Linked DNA regions of Homo sapiens: regions 2 and 3 are each linked to region 1. A link is a contact called in ENCODE Hi-C or POLR2A ChIA-PET data. All regions are on one chromosome and are shown on one strand. Each heading gives the region's core, a stretch centred on a gene start or an enhancer-like site at or near the end of the contact. The rest is flanking DNA. Distances are from core to core; before and after follow the strand shown. Region 1 overlaps MSI2 (musashi RNA binding protein 2). Region 2 overlaps MSI2 (musashi RNA binding protein 2). Region 3 has its middle 9.6 kb from the start of CCDC182.

Region 1 (4,426 bases), core at 992-3,491:
GGAGATCGAGACCATCCTGGCTAACACGGTGAAACCCCGCCTCTATTAAAAATACAAAAAATTAGCCGGGCCTGGTGGCAGGCGCCTGTAGTCCCAGCTACTCGGGAGGCTGAGGCAGGAGAATGGCGTGAATCCAGGAGGCGGAGCTTGCAGTGAGCCAAGATTGTGCCACTGCACTCCAGCCTGGGCGACAGAGCGAGACTCCGTCTCAAAAAAAAAAAAAAAAAAAAAAAAAAATTGGAAAAGGAGGCTCTGGTGGATTGAAGAAGCAGCCCTGGCGTATTTTTCTTACTTAAAACTTGGTCTGGGACTAACTGCCTCTGGTCAGAACTGATTTAGTTTTTAGGAATCATTTGTAAGACAGACACTGTGGGAAGGCCATCCTTTAAAGCCATTGATTCCTGTAATAATTATTTGCTGAACACTGGCTCTGTGCTGGGCACTTATCAGGGGCTGAGGATATGGTGGTGAACAAAACCAACAGCAGTCCTGGAGCTCAGGCTCAACAACTCTATTCCTTGCACACATTCTAGCCGTGGAGAATGTGGGTTGTGTGCTTCTCACAGCCTTGAAGGCAAGGGCTGGATCCTACTCTCCATTGTATCCTAAAGGCCCAGCTGAGATTCTTTCATATAGAAGGTATCCAATGAATGTTTGTTGTAGGAATAGATGTTTTCTGTATTTCCTAAGACTCTAAAATGAATGTTACTTTTATAATCAGAAGACCATAATCCATGTTGGCTGGGTGCAGTGGCCCACACTTGTAATCCCAGCACTTTGGGAGGCCGAGGCAGGTGGATCACCTGAGGTCAGGCGTTTGAGACCACCCTGGCCAATATGGTAAAACCCTGTCTCTACTAAAAATACAAACATTAGTGGCACGGTGGTGCATGCCTGTAATCCCAGCTACTTGGGAGTCTGAGGCACAAGAATCGCTTGAAACTTGGAGGTGGAGGTTACAGTGAGCTGAGATGCGCCACTGCCCTCCAGCCTGGGTGACAGAGCGAGAATCTGTCTTTAAAAAAAAAAAAAAAAAAATGACTATAATCGATGTCTAATTTTAAAGAAAAAAAAAAAGGAAGGTTGGGCAGGGCGAGATTTTGACATGGTTTATAGGAAGCCTGGGGTTTTTTTAGTTGACTGTTAAGTTTTCTTTGAGGCAACAGGTGATGGAGCTGCTAAGGACGCCACCACAAAGGGAAGTCCAGTCCGGTATTTGGTTGCACTGCTCAGACCCCATGTGGAATATTCCATTCCAGGCATTTATTTTAAGAGGGGCATTGACAAGATAGACCACATCAGAGGAGGTCGTCTGATGGGGACCAGGACAGTATTACGGGAAAAATTCCAGAGGAACCAAGGAGACTCGAATAAGGAGAAATGAGGTGGCTACGTTAGATCTTGAAGGACTACCCCTGGGAGGGGGGCCAGGCTGCTTCCCCAACCATGAGTGGCCGTTTGTGAAGTTACCAAGAGAAAGGCTGATCCTTGGGCTGAAGAATTTAGCAACACCTCAAGATGCCCAACTCAAACAAGCTGTGTTTATGAAGTACCGAGGGGTGATGCCCCTTTCCCCAGAAATATTCAGAGACTAGAATTGATGAGGCAGCAAGATGGGGCCAGGGACCACTTTGCAAACCACTGGTGGGTCCTGCATTATGAAAGTCCAGCCTGGTCCAAACCGTCCCATTTCCAGACCCATAGAGCCCAACTGGTAATATTTCAGGAGGATTCTGTATAAAATTATATCTTTAAGCCCTGGTCTCCAGTAGATATTGGTTTAATTACCAGTTATTTACTGCCATGCTCAGTAGATGATAGACAAGCAAGAGAAAAGGATAAAATGAAAAAAATTAAAAAGAAAATTCCAAACCCTTTGAGGTAGTAGGAAGAGCCCCCTACTTGCTGAAGATGATTAAGAAATAAAGAGAAAGCTTTTCTTGGAGTCATGATGTAAGCCCAAAGGGAAAGTAGGTTCTTATTTATGAAAAAAGGTTATAACTTAAGCTGTTCAGAAGCACAGCAATTACTTGGAGTAAGATGCCTCTTAATTCATTTGGCCTCCTTTGTAGGTGGCTGAGTAAGTGTTTCTGCGTCCTCGGACTCCAGCCCTTCTTTGGTCGCCACTTGCTTTTGTTCACGGCAGGTCACTGGGTACTCCAGAGGCATTGTTGATAATAACATCTCTTTCCTCCCCCACACCACCCGCAAGCAAAGCTTTGGAAAAACAGCCAAGTGTTCAGCAAAGTGAAGGCTTCGCTTTTCTTCCTCCCCGCTCCTCCCCTTGTTGAGAAATCCCATTATCCGGGAGAATGATTGTGAAACTCCAATCTGTCTGCCGCTGAGCTGTGGGCCGTTCTTCTTGCCTCCTCCGCCCCTGCCCTGGTCCCCTTGTCTATCTGCAGGGGGAAGACAAATATCTATATATTAAAGCTTTAAGAATCTATAAATCTGAGTTGATTCTCTGCTGGTGACAGCCCAAGCTCTTTCCCACCACGTTTGACATGATCTAATGGGTTTACAGTTGTTTGAGTGCTTCTCTGAAGCAAATGAAAGTGCTTAGTTAGGGGACGTATGAAATGGCATTGTTTGTTCTGGGCACTACAGCAAAGCTAGGGGATCATCTTTAAATTATCCACCCTTTCTCTTCAGCCACCCCGCAGAACAAGGGGCTCTGCCGCTGAAGGAGCTGCAAAGACAGTTCCTACTGGCCTTGCCTTTCTGCTTGAGAGGTGCCAGGACTGGGGGGGTAGGATGCATCCCCAGCTGTATTCATTTCGCCAGGAAGCTTGGGGCTAATTGGGAACAGAAGAATGCCCAGGGGATGAGGGGAAGGGGACGGGAGAAGGATGGTCTCACCAAGGTAGAGGAGTGACAAATACTTGCTTCTAGCAAAACAGGAGTAAAAACAAGAGAGACTCCTAATGAGAGCTTTGGGGCAGTTTGTGCTTTCCATTCTCAGGGGCCAGCAGTGTGGGTTGGTGTGATTAGTTGCCTTGCTACTTGGCGCAAAACCAATTCCTCTTTTCAATATCAAGTTTCATAAGCGTGGAACAGTAACAAATCATTATAAACCCTCTGGGACTGGTGGGTGTGTGATGATGCGGGGTTGTTTTTCTTTTTCCCCCTCCTCTTTGATAAGCCCATCTTTTCAGCCCAGGTACATTTTTCCCATTGTAAACAGAAAATGGCATGGGAGGGAGTGTGTCTCGGAAACTTGCTGTATTGTTAATCTGTTATTAGGCAAAAGTCTTAACACCAGGCTGGGTGCTCAGATGCCTCATTGTGAGCTGGGGATGGAATTATGCATCATGAATAAAAACCGCTGTCAACATGCATTGGTTTCAAAACATTAGAGCATATGGTATGTGATTATCTGTATTGTCAAGTGCAATAAAGTGAATTTGGATATAATAAAGGATGTAATATTTTAGAAATTTGGTAATAAACTAAGGAAAGGATGACAGCTGAGGTTCCTTAAGGCCCCAGACACAAATAAATTGAAGTTACTGGTCTCTGTGGCCAAGTGGCAGAATGGCCGTAACATGGCTATCTGTGCTCGGTGATTTTCAAGTTGGGGAAAGCTCTGCTGTCGCTCGGTTGCCTTCTCTGGAGGACGCAGGGATGATCTGGCCCCCATGCTGGGTGGTGGGAGAGGCGGTGGCTCCCGTTGGAGACCCAGGTCTTGCCTCCTTGCCTGGCCTCAAGGTGTGCCCTGTGGCCTGCTCTGAGTGGCAGACGCATCTGCCTCCAGTCAAGGGCCGCCTTGTGCCAGCCATCAGGACATCTGAGGACCCCTCTCCCCTAGACAGTCACCTCTCAGTTAATCTCCAGCCCTCTTTGTCCCCATTTGGTCAATGGGAAGATGTTGCTGTAAACGCAAGGACCCTGAGCAGCCGCCCCTTGGAGGCAGCCGTCTTCTGGAACCCACATCCTACAGGGCCAAATTATTAAGTCATGACAGCAAGTCAATATAAGTAATGAGAATGGTCCTCTAGAGAGGCGTGAGTGCTTCAGCATCTGATGGGGGCTAGGAACTGTGCCAGGCTTCGGTGTACTCTCTCCTTAAATCCTCTATAACCCTATAATGCTGCTGTCCCTATTTGAAGGATGAGAAAGCTGAGACACAGCCAATCAGTTGTGGAACAGAGATTACAACCCATGTCTGAACCCAAAGCCCAGGCTCCTTCCACTTACAACCTTTTCTACAAATCCAGAGGCTCTTTCCATTCATAGTCCACAAATAATAACCCACATGTTCAGAAGGCCTCACCACAGGAAACTGGAAACCTTTACATTACTGGGTACCTAGGGCCTTGAAAGAATGTTCCAGAAAAAAAAAAAAAATAGAACCAGGTGACCAGCTGTCTCCTCTCTGTTCCCACTTGGGCCTAGCAGGGGCTGATCTGCCTTCATTATTCCTGGG
Region 2 (4,426 bases), core at 687-3,186, 220 kb before region 1:
TGTTAGGGATGCGTGCCAAAACTCAAGTGGAACTGGTGTCTTTACCCTCAAAACACAGACTCCTGAATTATAATCACATGCTGATTTTCGTGGTTACCACTGATCATGACCACATGATTCTTTTGCTCTGAGGGTTGGGCCAAACCCCCTCCCTTGTTCTGGCAATGCTATTTTGAGAGGCCATGGGGGCAGGCAGGGCCTGGCGGGTTCCAGACTCTGGCTCACCTTTTAATAACTTGCTCTGTGACCCTGGATGTGCCATTTAACCTTTCTGAGACTTAGTTTCTGAGCTGGGTGCATCAACTAAGATATCCATCAAATACTTTGGAAGATGTAAAGTGGCATTTAGATGACATAGGCTATGTTTCCCAGGCTAGGACATGGGCTATGTTTCCCAGGCTAGAGTGCGATGGCACAATCTCAGCTCCCTGCAACCTCTGCCTCCCGGGTTCAAGCAATTCTCCCTGCCCCAGCCTCCCAAGTAACTGGGATTACAGGCACCCACCCCCACGCCCAGCTAATTTTTTCTGTTTTTAGTAGAGTTGGGTTTTCGCCACGTTGGCCAGGCTGGTCCCGAACTCCTGACCTCAGGTGATCTGCCCGCCTCAGCCTCCCAAAGTGCTGGGATTACAGGCTTGAGCCACCGTGCCTGGCCAGTCTTTTTTAATCTTTTGCTTAGGAAAGAGAGTGACGGGGAAAGAAAGGTTTAATTCTGGACCTTACTACCCACACATACCAGATCTCCCCTCTTTGCATAACTTCTTTTTTGGCGGGCATGTTTCTTCATTTTTATCTTCTTGATAACTTTGATGCCCTGGTTGGACTCTTAAGCAGATTATCCTTGGGTGGGGACGTCAGCAGGGAGAACCACCCCAGACTAAGACAAGTTGTGTTTTGTCTGTCAGCCAAAAGCACTCTTAGCAATCCGACATAGACATCATTTTAGATGTACAGAGAAGAAAGAACAACACAGTATTGATAAGATTTCAGCAAGATCCCCCCTCCCCCAAAGACGAAAACACACAAAACTTAATGCATTGCTCTGTAATGCCTTGGTTCCTAGTTTCCTAATTAGGCCTGTGGTTTAGCAGAGTGCACCATCTCAATACACAGATGGTTTTTATGTAAAAAAATTTTTTTCAAATGTTAATTTCCAGTGACTGATGTTTTATGCCTAAATCATTTTCCATTGTTTATATTTGATAAGAACTGTATTTGAACTGCTCCTTTATAAGTTGGAGTCTTTTGTAATGGGATTTAACTTACTGGTTTTACAGGTGTATGAAAATGTTAAGCCGTGTATTGTATTTGAGAGTTTGAAAATTCTTCGTTGCAGCTAATTTAAGAAAAAAAAAATTAAACAGGTGATTAGCAGCTGCTTTCGGTTTTGAATGTCCTCGCTTTGGGGTTTTGTGTTTGCTTATTCGTGTGCAAATTGGTGTGGTTATTTTGGACCGGTTGAGACGCTCCAACATTGCACCTCCCAGGCCAGCTGCCCAGGGCCCATTCAGTAGACCCTTCCCCGCTTCTCGGGGCTGATTTGTTCTCATCTTGTGTGCTCGAGAGCTTGCTCTCTCCTTAATGATTCAGGCCTTCCTGAGAAAACAAAGCAGCTCTGGCCCCGTTTCTCCTTGAGGACAGCCTTGTTCACTGCCACAAAGACCCTGCTTTCTCCCCAAGCAGAGGAACTGCCTCTCGGGGCAGCCAAGAACCACAGACCCAGGCGGCTGCAGCTCCTACTTCTGAACTTCTGGTCTCCCGAGTGACAGCTTCTGCATGGTCTTAAGCTCCAGGACCCCCAAGGCCACCCAGAGTCAGAGTCCACCGCCGGTGGGAAAAACAACATTAGGAAGTGGGTGGTGTGGTGTAGAAGGGGCTGCTTAGAGCTTCTGGCCTTCGGAGCTGGATCCAGCCACTTGAGCTTCATTCGGCAGCACACAGACACCTCCCCTCCCTCCTGCTCTGCCCCAGACCTTGTGCTTTCTTGGCACCGCTGGGTCGTGCCTGCTCAGACCTGGTCAGTGTGCTTGCCAGGGCGAGGAGAGCTTTGCATAGGCCGCTGCTGCTTACTTATTAACGATGACGCTGGTGGGAGCTGCGCCACCAGCTCCCTATCCAGGCCTTTGTGGTTGCATCCTGTTCACATAAAGGTGAAATCATGACCTGCCCGACTTGATTTTTCAGTTGAGGGGCTTTTGTGTATGTGTCGTTCTTGATCCAGTAAGAGGATTGTGCTTTCATTCACAAAGATTTGATCAGTAAATAGGAAGAGAAAATACTCAAGGGAGAAATGCTTAGTGTTCCGATTAATACATTAATCTTTTTTTTTGATGAGCTGAAGGTGCTCTGTTGTTTCTCTTGACTGAGTCTTTGCCCTTACCTTTGACCTTAGTGACTTGATCATCCAGCCAGGATCTCTGTACAGCCCCATCTCCTTTCTGAGGTCTTGTGGTCACACACATGCTTTCCTGCTTCTGTCTTGAATGATACTCAGTGAACCCCACAGCTTTGGGGGCTGCTATTTGAGGCACCACACTTGGCAGGCTTGGCTCCCACGGGGAGTTGCAAAGCTTGCAGTTATAGACCTTGGCAACTATTTGCCCTTAAAGAAAAGCATCAGTGAAAAGTTGAGGGCAGAGGGAAGAAGAGAAAGATCTTCGTGGGTTTTTCTGTGTGTGTGGGGGGGTGTGTGTGTGTGTGTGTGTGTGTTTATGGACAGCATTTGTACCTGTAAAACCAGAATGACTCCTTCAGGCATTTTTTCTCCTGGGTGGTTGCATTCATGGGCTGAAGCTGGCTCTTCTGAAGATTGCAATGATATTTAAGGTTAAGGGCTTGCCAGGTAACACCTTGAATGACTCAAGGCTCTGAGGCCAGGCTGCGTCCATTTGAAGGAAGGAAGCATCTTTTTCTGATTCATGCAAAGGCATCTTATGGACTAATGGTCATCCTAGAAAGTCATCACTAGTACAAGGATCTTTTGGAAAAGTGAGATTGGAGAAGGTTGAGTATGAAAGTGATGTATTAGAAAGGTGAATATGGGATGTGAGATCCTAGTCATTAGCGTTTGGAGGGGGCCTTGGAGGTTTGTTAGATCAAAGCTTTCATTGTGCAAATGAAATGGCCCAGTGAGGTTAAAAGAGGGAAGGTCACACAAATTCCATGAAAACCATAAGTACAAGGTTTGAGGAAAATAATTTTAGGACAAATAAAAGAAGTGCTGATTTTCATTGCACTTCTAACAGTTTTATAGAAGTGTCTGTACCTAAAGTGTTGTACATGTTAAAATGTAAATATGGTCAAGAAGATTGTAGGTGAAATCGAAGATGATATGTTGCTAGGGCCCAGCCCTAGCAACGTATCATCTTTTGAGGAGTGTTCCTCATACTTTGAGATTGGTTTTATAGAGGGCTGTTCCTTATACTTTGCGATTGGTTTTATAGAGGGCAACTCTGTTCACCCACAAAAGTCTCTTGATGCCATTGCTGGCCAGAACTTGGGTGGGAGAATGGGAACTGTTCAGCAGAGCAGGTGAACAGGTGGTCCTGCCATCCCAGTGGCAGGGGCCCCTTCCTTTCTCCCGCCACTCCCGGAGGAATGACCCTGCATCTTATGCACTCTCTCCGATTCCCCAAATCCCCTAGGTCCCACTGCTTGGGTTTGGGGAGTGGGGCACATCTCTGCTGAGAGCCAGCCCATCAAGCTGTCTGGGTCTCATGGTGGCATATCTTTGTTCCAACTCAATATGGGCATTTTAATCTTTATTTATTTTTAAAATTTAATTTTATTGAATTCAGCTTTAATATTATTGAATTCAGCTACAAGGGAGATAGAATAGGGTGATTGATAGTTAAGAGCATGGGTCTTAAAGTCAGAAAGACAAAGGCTCCAAGTCCAGTTACCAACTTCTGTAATTCTGTAATTCTGGGGGGCGGACTTACCTGTCTGAGTCTTAGTTTCTTCAACTATAAAATGGATGTCCCAGTACTGCCTCCCTGCCAAGGTTGTCTGAGTGAGTCCTCAATAAAAGCTGGTAGTGAGATTAATAGCACTTGATGGCAAAGTTTGTACCCAGTCATGGGTAGGGGAATTGCATCTGCCATCCAGTGGCTGAGGTCAAGTGATGACACCCCAAACTATAGGATCCTGGCAGCTACAGCAGGCATTGCTGCTTCCCTTTCGGAAATCCCAATTGTTGAGGCCCTGGCTGAAGCCCTGTCGAGCCCTTGGTGACCCCACTACCATTTCCTTTATGGTTGGCTTACTCTGCTTTCTTTTGCAATGAATATAGTTTAAAATTTCTTTATGAGTGTTCTCCTATTTGCTGCCTTAGCCTGTCACCCACTATGCTGAGCTCCCCACCCCTCGTGATGCCACTCAGCACCTTTATTTGTGATGTGGGGTATTCTGGGAAACTCTTCACAGG
Region 3 (4,426 bases), core at 664-3,163, 160 kb after region 1:
AATTTTATGTACAACATTTTGAGGAACTCAGTTTCCCTTATTTTCAAAATGGATTACTTTGTGGAGATGCTGAGAGGCTTAGAGAGTGCATGTGAAGTGTCTTGCACAGAATACGACTTCAGTAAAGGGTTTATATAACTATTCTTTTGTTCCTTCATTCAATAACCATTTATTGATCCCAGGATCAGGAATTATGTGAGATGCTAGATAGATATGTGGATATAGACGATATAAAATATCTATAAAACATATGCCTATATTTTTATAGACATATAAATATATCCCCAGGGTCCCTTCCAGCTCAGACTTACAATGGTTCCCTCCTTGGTTCTCGCCTGGTGTGTCCTTCACAAACAGAAGACAAAAGGCTCTCTCTCCCTCCCTCCCTAACTGAGTCCCCGGGAGGTGGCTGGCTTCATTGCTCCCCACCTGAATCAGTTCAGACCACCTATTTCAGATCTGTCGGCTCTTATAAATGTAGCCACACACCCGCAAAGTGAGACAAAATGGCAATGTGATTAGTGTGTGTGTGAGTGTGAATGCTCATGTGTCCCTGTCTCATTGCTTTTGTAAAGATTAATACATCAGAGCAAGCACTTACGAAGGGAAGAATAAAAAACAACAACCAGATCCAATTCTCCAGACATTCAATAACCGAATGTCACCCACATGGTAAGCAATAAAATAAAAATATATGCTTAGCAGAGGCAATATAAATATGATGTATATTTTGAAGTTGGATAACAGAACAGTGGCATAAAAATAATACCCAGTGGCAAATTCAGGAAAGAGACCTTTTAAAAACACAGAATGTCTTTGGGCTGCCATTCCTAAAATATCGCAGCGTCTCAAGCAGTAAAGGAGGGCTTGGTTTAAATCTGACAGGAGCACCTCATGTAATGAGGGCATGGAAATTCTTGCCAGCATCCCAGTGTCAAGGCAACATCTACTTCTCCTCCACCCCCCACTACTCCACTCCTGAGAGCTGCCCCCTCTACAATCTACTGGCTCCATCCTCTCTGCCTGTCTCAATAACCCCTTACTTTTCTTTCTTTCTTTCTTTCTTTTTGAGACAGAGTCTCGCTCTGTCACCCTGGCTGGAGTGCAATGGCACGATCTCGGCTCACTGCAACCTCCGCCTCTTGGATTCAAGCAATTCTCCTCCTTTAGCCTCCTGAGTAGCTGGGATTACACGTGCGTGCCACCACGCCCAGCTAATTTTTGTATTTTTAGTAAAGACAGGGTTTCTCCATGTGGGTCAGGCTGCTCTCAAACTCCTGACCTCAGGTGATCCACTGCCTCAGCCTTCCAAAGTGCTGGGATTACAGGCATGAGCCACCGTGCCCAGTCTCAACAATCTCTTACTTTTTAAAACTCCTTCACAGGCATTATTCCATTCAACCTTTACAACCTGCCTCTGAGGTTAAGAGGACAGGTATCATTATTGCCATTTTATAGATGAGGAAATAGAGGCCACATAAGTGGTCTGAAACCTAGAACTGAAACGCCACCTACCTGCCCCTCCACCCCAGAAAGAAAAAATGTCTTCCTTGTCTTAGAAACTGTCATTTTGCACTCACACGTGCATACACACACAAACACACACACACACACACACACACACAAATCATTAAAAAGATTTCTGCACAAAACCAACTCCTCCCTCTGTGGCCCAGCACAAATCTTGATTCCCAGCTACTATTTGTTTAGGGAATACAAAGCAATTTTTTGTACCAACCAAACAAAATGTAATTAGAAAGTAAATCTGGAAGTGTATTGTAAACATCAAAATATATCAACGGTAGATGCTATGCACTTCTTAAAACACACACCTTTTGCAAGTCTTAGTTCCTGAGATTCTGACCAGAAAACGGCAGTCCGAAAATGTGTGTACTTTGCCTAAGGCCTTGAAATGAGAACTCCAGGACTGAAATGCACATTGCTGCTGCAGAGGAAAGAACCACCTGTTATGTGTTTCTAAGCAAATCACTTGACCTCTCTGAGTTTTCATTTCCCCATGATAGAAAGAGTAGAAGGAGAAGATCTCTAAGTTGCTTTCTAGCCCTGAAATGCTCTAATTTTATCTCTAGAAAAAAAGACAAATGTTGCTCAGGGAAAGCCCTGTGTTGCTCACAGAGGGGTCAGTAAAATATCTCTGATGGAACCCTAACCTCTAATACATTCCTGTGGGGAAAAAGTCTATTTTAGAAACAAGAAGACAGGGCACTGGTCCTGTATCAGCCACTAATCACTATGTAACCTTGAGCGTCTCCTCTGCTAAATGAGAAATTTGGACTTGATGAATATGAGAAATAAATGTCACCTCAAGTGCCACTCTGTGACCAGTATAGATAGTGGCTACCTGGGAGCGAGATGTTGAGAAAAAAAATATGAATCTGCCTCCAACTCAAGCAGGAAGAGTGTTGGGATCGATGACTGATGCCTGCCACCTGTGGAGGGCTCCAGGCAGTGCATGTGGCCTTTGCCATCCCTGGGGTAGATCCTCTCTAAGGTGTCTTTTTACTTGAACTAATCCTTTGCGAGTAGCACACGGAAAACCAGGGGATTCAGAGTCACCGATGGACTGGAAGAAGAACTTGGCTTGTTCAACTGTTTTTATATTATCCATGGCTTGGGTTTGAATAATCTGTCCCCTGATACCACTGTATTTTAGAAATTGCTACCTAAGGCAAATTCTCCACTTTTAAACTCATTTCCTGAGTCGGTCTTTTTAAGGCCCACATTAAATATTGATCTGCCCTGGAGAGATCTAATTTATTTAGTAGAGACATGTTTGACTCCGCCAGAACTGTCAAACTCAAAAATGGGGCCATACCCCTCCCAAAGCAATAACCATTGACGATAGTGACAGACAAGCCAAGGGCACCAGAACCAGCGGCGTTCCACTGTCAGAGTCTCAGGGACAGGGCCTGCCTTCTGCTTTCACACAGGTAGCCCTCTTGCCCAAGACTATTGGAAGCTCTCTGAAAACCTTTCCCAAGAGGCTGGTTTTCTGAAAGTCAAGGTGTCCACTCTGTGCTGGCCAGGCTCGCCATCTGCCGCCCCAAGGCCTGTTGGCCCATGGTGGGGAACCCCAGAAACCTCTTCTGCTTGCTCCCAGCGAGCTCTGTTTCTGGGGCTATCGTGACCAAGCTCCAACCTTCAGACTCTGCAACCCCTCCCTCAAGTCCTGATTCTGGCCCAGGAACAGGGACCCTGGTTCTAAACCTCAGCCCCAGTGAGCTTTGGCTTGATTGACAACGCGCTGGCTGTCTCCTGTTTGCACTTAATAGACTCCAAAGAGAAAGAGAGAGAGAGAGAGGAGAGAAGGAGATTTTATCTGCTCCAGCCTGGGGAGAAGGACTCTCATGCCCCACACAGCCAGCTCAGCACACAGAGTGGATTGGAAGATTTGAGGTTCTGATCCAGCTTTGCCTTTGGATCTGGCCTCCTTCACCTCTTGCACACAGAATCACCTGCTTCCATCACCCTACACTCTGGGTTGATCCAGCTTAATTTCACTCCATGATCTAGGCTTCCAAGCACAAATGCCGAAATTCCCTTCTGGGTCTCTGGCAACATCTGTTTGAGGTCTAGCAAACAAGAATCCCCAAGGCCAGGAACAAAGCCTATCTTCTTGGGTTAGGGAACTGAATTATAATTACAAGTCTTAGCAAATTATCCTACCCTACCTGCATTCCCTCTGTTAATTCACCTAAGTATCCTGTGAGGCCCGTAGTGTCTTTATCCCCATGAGGGATATGGGGAAATTGAGGCTCCAAGTTTGTAGCCGCTGACCACATATGGCCAACTAAAATGAAATAAAACTTAAAATTTAGTTTCTAAATCCCACTAGCTACATTTCAAATGCTCAATAGCCACATATGCCTGGTGGCGACTAAATTGACAGTGCAGAATTACAGAACATTTTCGTCATTGCAGAAAGTCCTATCACACAACACTGTGAGGGGTAGAGTAACATCCCTGTGCCATGCAGAAACCGAGTAGCAGAGTTGGTACTTCAGCTAGGCCAGTTTGTCTATCCACTACCCTTTTCTGCTATTGAAAGGAATCCGAAAGGAAAGGGTTGAGATGGGCAAGAGGTCAACAAAGAAATCTCACTCTTAGAGTGAAGGTTTTTGAGGGACACATCTGAAAAGTTTAAGACCTTTTGACCACCTCCTGGTCACGTGACAGCTGTCACCAGCACCAGGGGCTACCTGGCTACCTGGTCATGATGCTGCTGTTTGCTCCATCAGACATCTCTTCCAGCCCTGGAGGGGCTTGGGGTTTGATCTCCCTGTGGCAGTCAGTTCTATCCCTTATCTCCCTGATGAAGGGGAGTCAAGCACACATTTGGGCACAAAAGAATGTCTTGCACACCCTGCCAAGCTCCTGAGACCTCTTGGAGATAGTGAAGGTCAAT

Evidence for each region. A loop is a pair of places that touch in the nucleus more often than their neighbours do. ChIA-PET counts read pairs that join two places held with the same protein, here RNA polymerase II (POLR2A). Pooled maps may share reads with other maps.
Region 2: a pooled map shows a loop between it and region 1 (2.7-fold over the local background). The contact joins two enhancer-like sites. A Hi-C loop is called at or near these places in 4 of 50 pooled maps. POLR2A ChIA-PET finds 5 or more read pairs at or near these places in 2 of 52 experiments (CD8-positive, alpha-beta memory T cell and activated CD8-positive, alpha-beta memory T cell).
Region 3: a pooled map shows a loop between it and region 1 (1.9-fold over the local background). The contact joins two enhancer-like sites. A Hi-C loop is called at or near these places in 1 of 50 pooled maps. POLR2A ChIA-PET finds 5 or more read pairs at or near these places in 4 of 52 experiments (HCT116, Panc1, SK-N-SH and 1 more).

Annotation. Positions count from the first base shown.
Region 1 is chr17:57,575,735-57,580,160 of GRCh38, forward strand. All of the region lies in intron 7 of MSI2 (musashi RNA binding protein 2), which reads left to right. Among named protein-coding and RNA genes, the nearest start is that of MSI2-AS1, 30 kb to the right of the region's middle. RefSeq lists enhancers at 3,221-3,721, 3,722-4,222. Within about 2 kb of position 2,242, at least 15 of the 41 ENCODE cell types and tissues checked have a DNase peak (open chromatin) inside an H3K27ac peak, as active enhancers do.
Region 2 is chr17:57,355,520-57,359,945 of GRCh38, forward strand. All of the region lies in intron 5 of MSI2 (musashi RNA binding protein 2), which reads left to right. Among named protein-coding and RNA genes, the nearest start is that of MSI2, 100 kb to the left of the region's middle. Within about 2 kb of position 1,937, at least 23 of the 41 ENCODE cell types and tissues checked have a DNase peak (open chromatin) inside an H3K27ac peak, as active enhancers do.
Region 3 is chr17:57,733,457-57,737,882 of GRCh38, forward strand. No RefSeq gene overlaps it. Among named protein-coding and RNA genes, the nearest start is that of CCDC182, 9.6 kb to the right of the region's middle. RefSeq lists an enhancer at 2,438-2,507 and a silencer at 3,175-3,353. Within about 2 kb of position 1,914, at least 2 of the 41 ENCODE cell types and tissues checked have a DNase peak (open chromatin) inside an H3K27ac peak, as active enhancers do.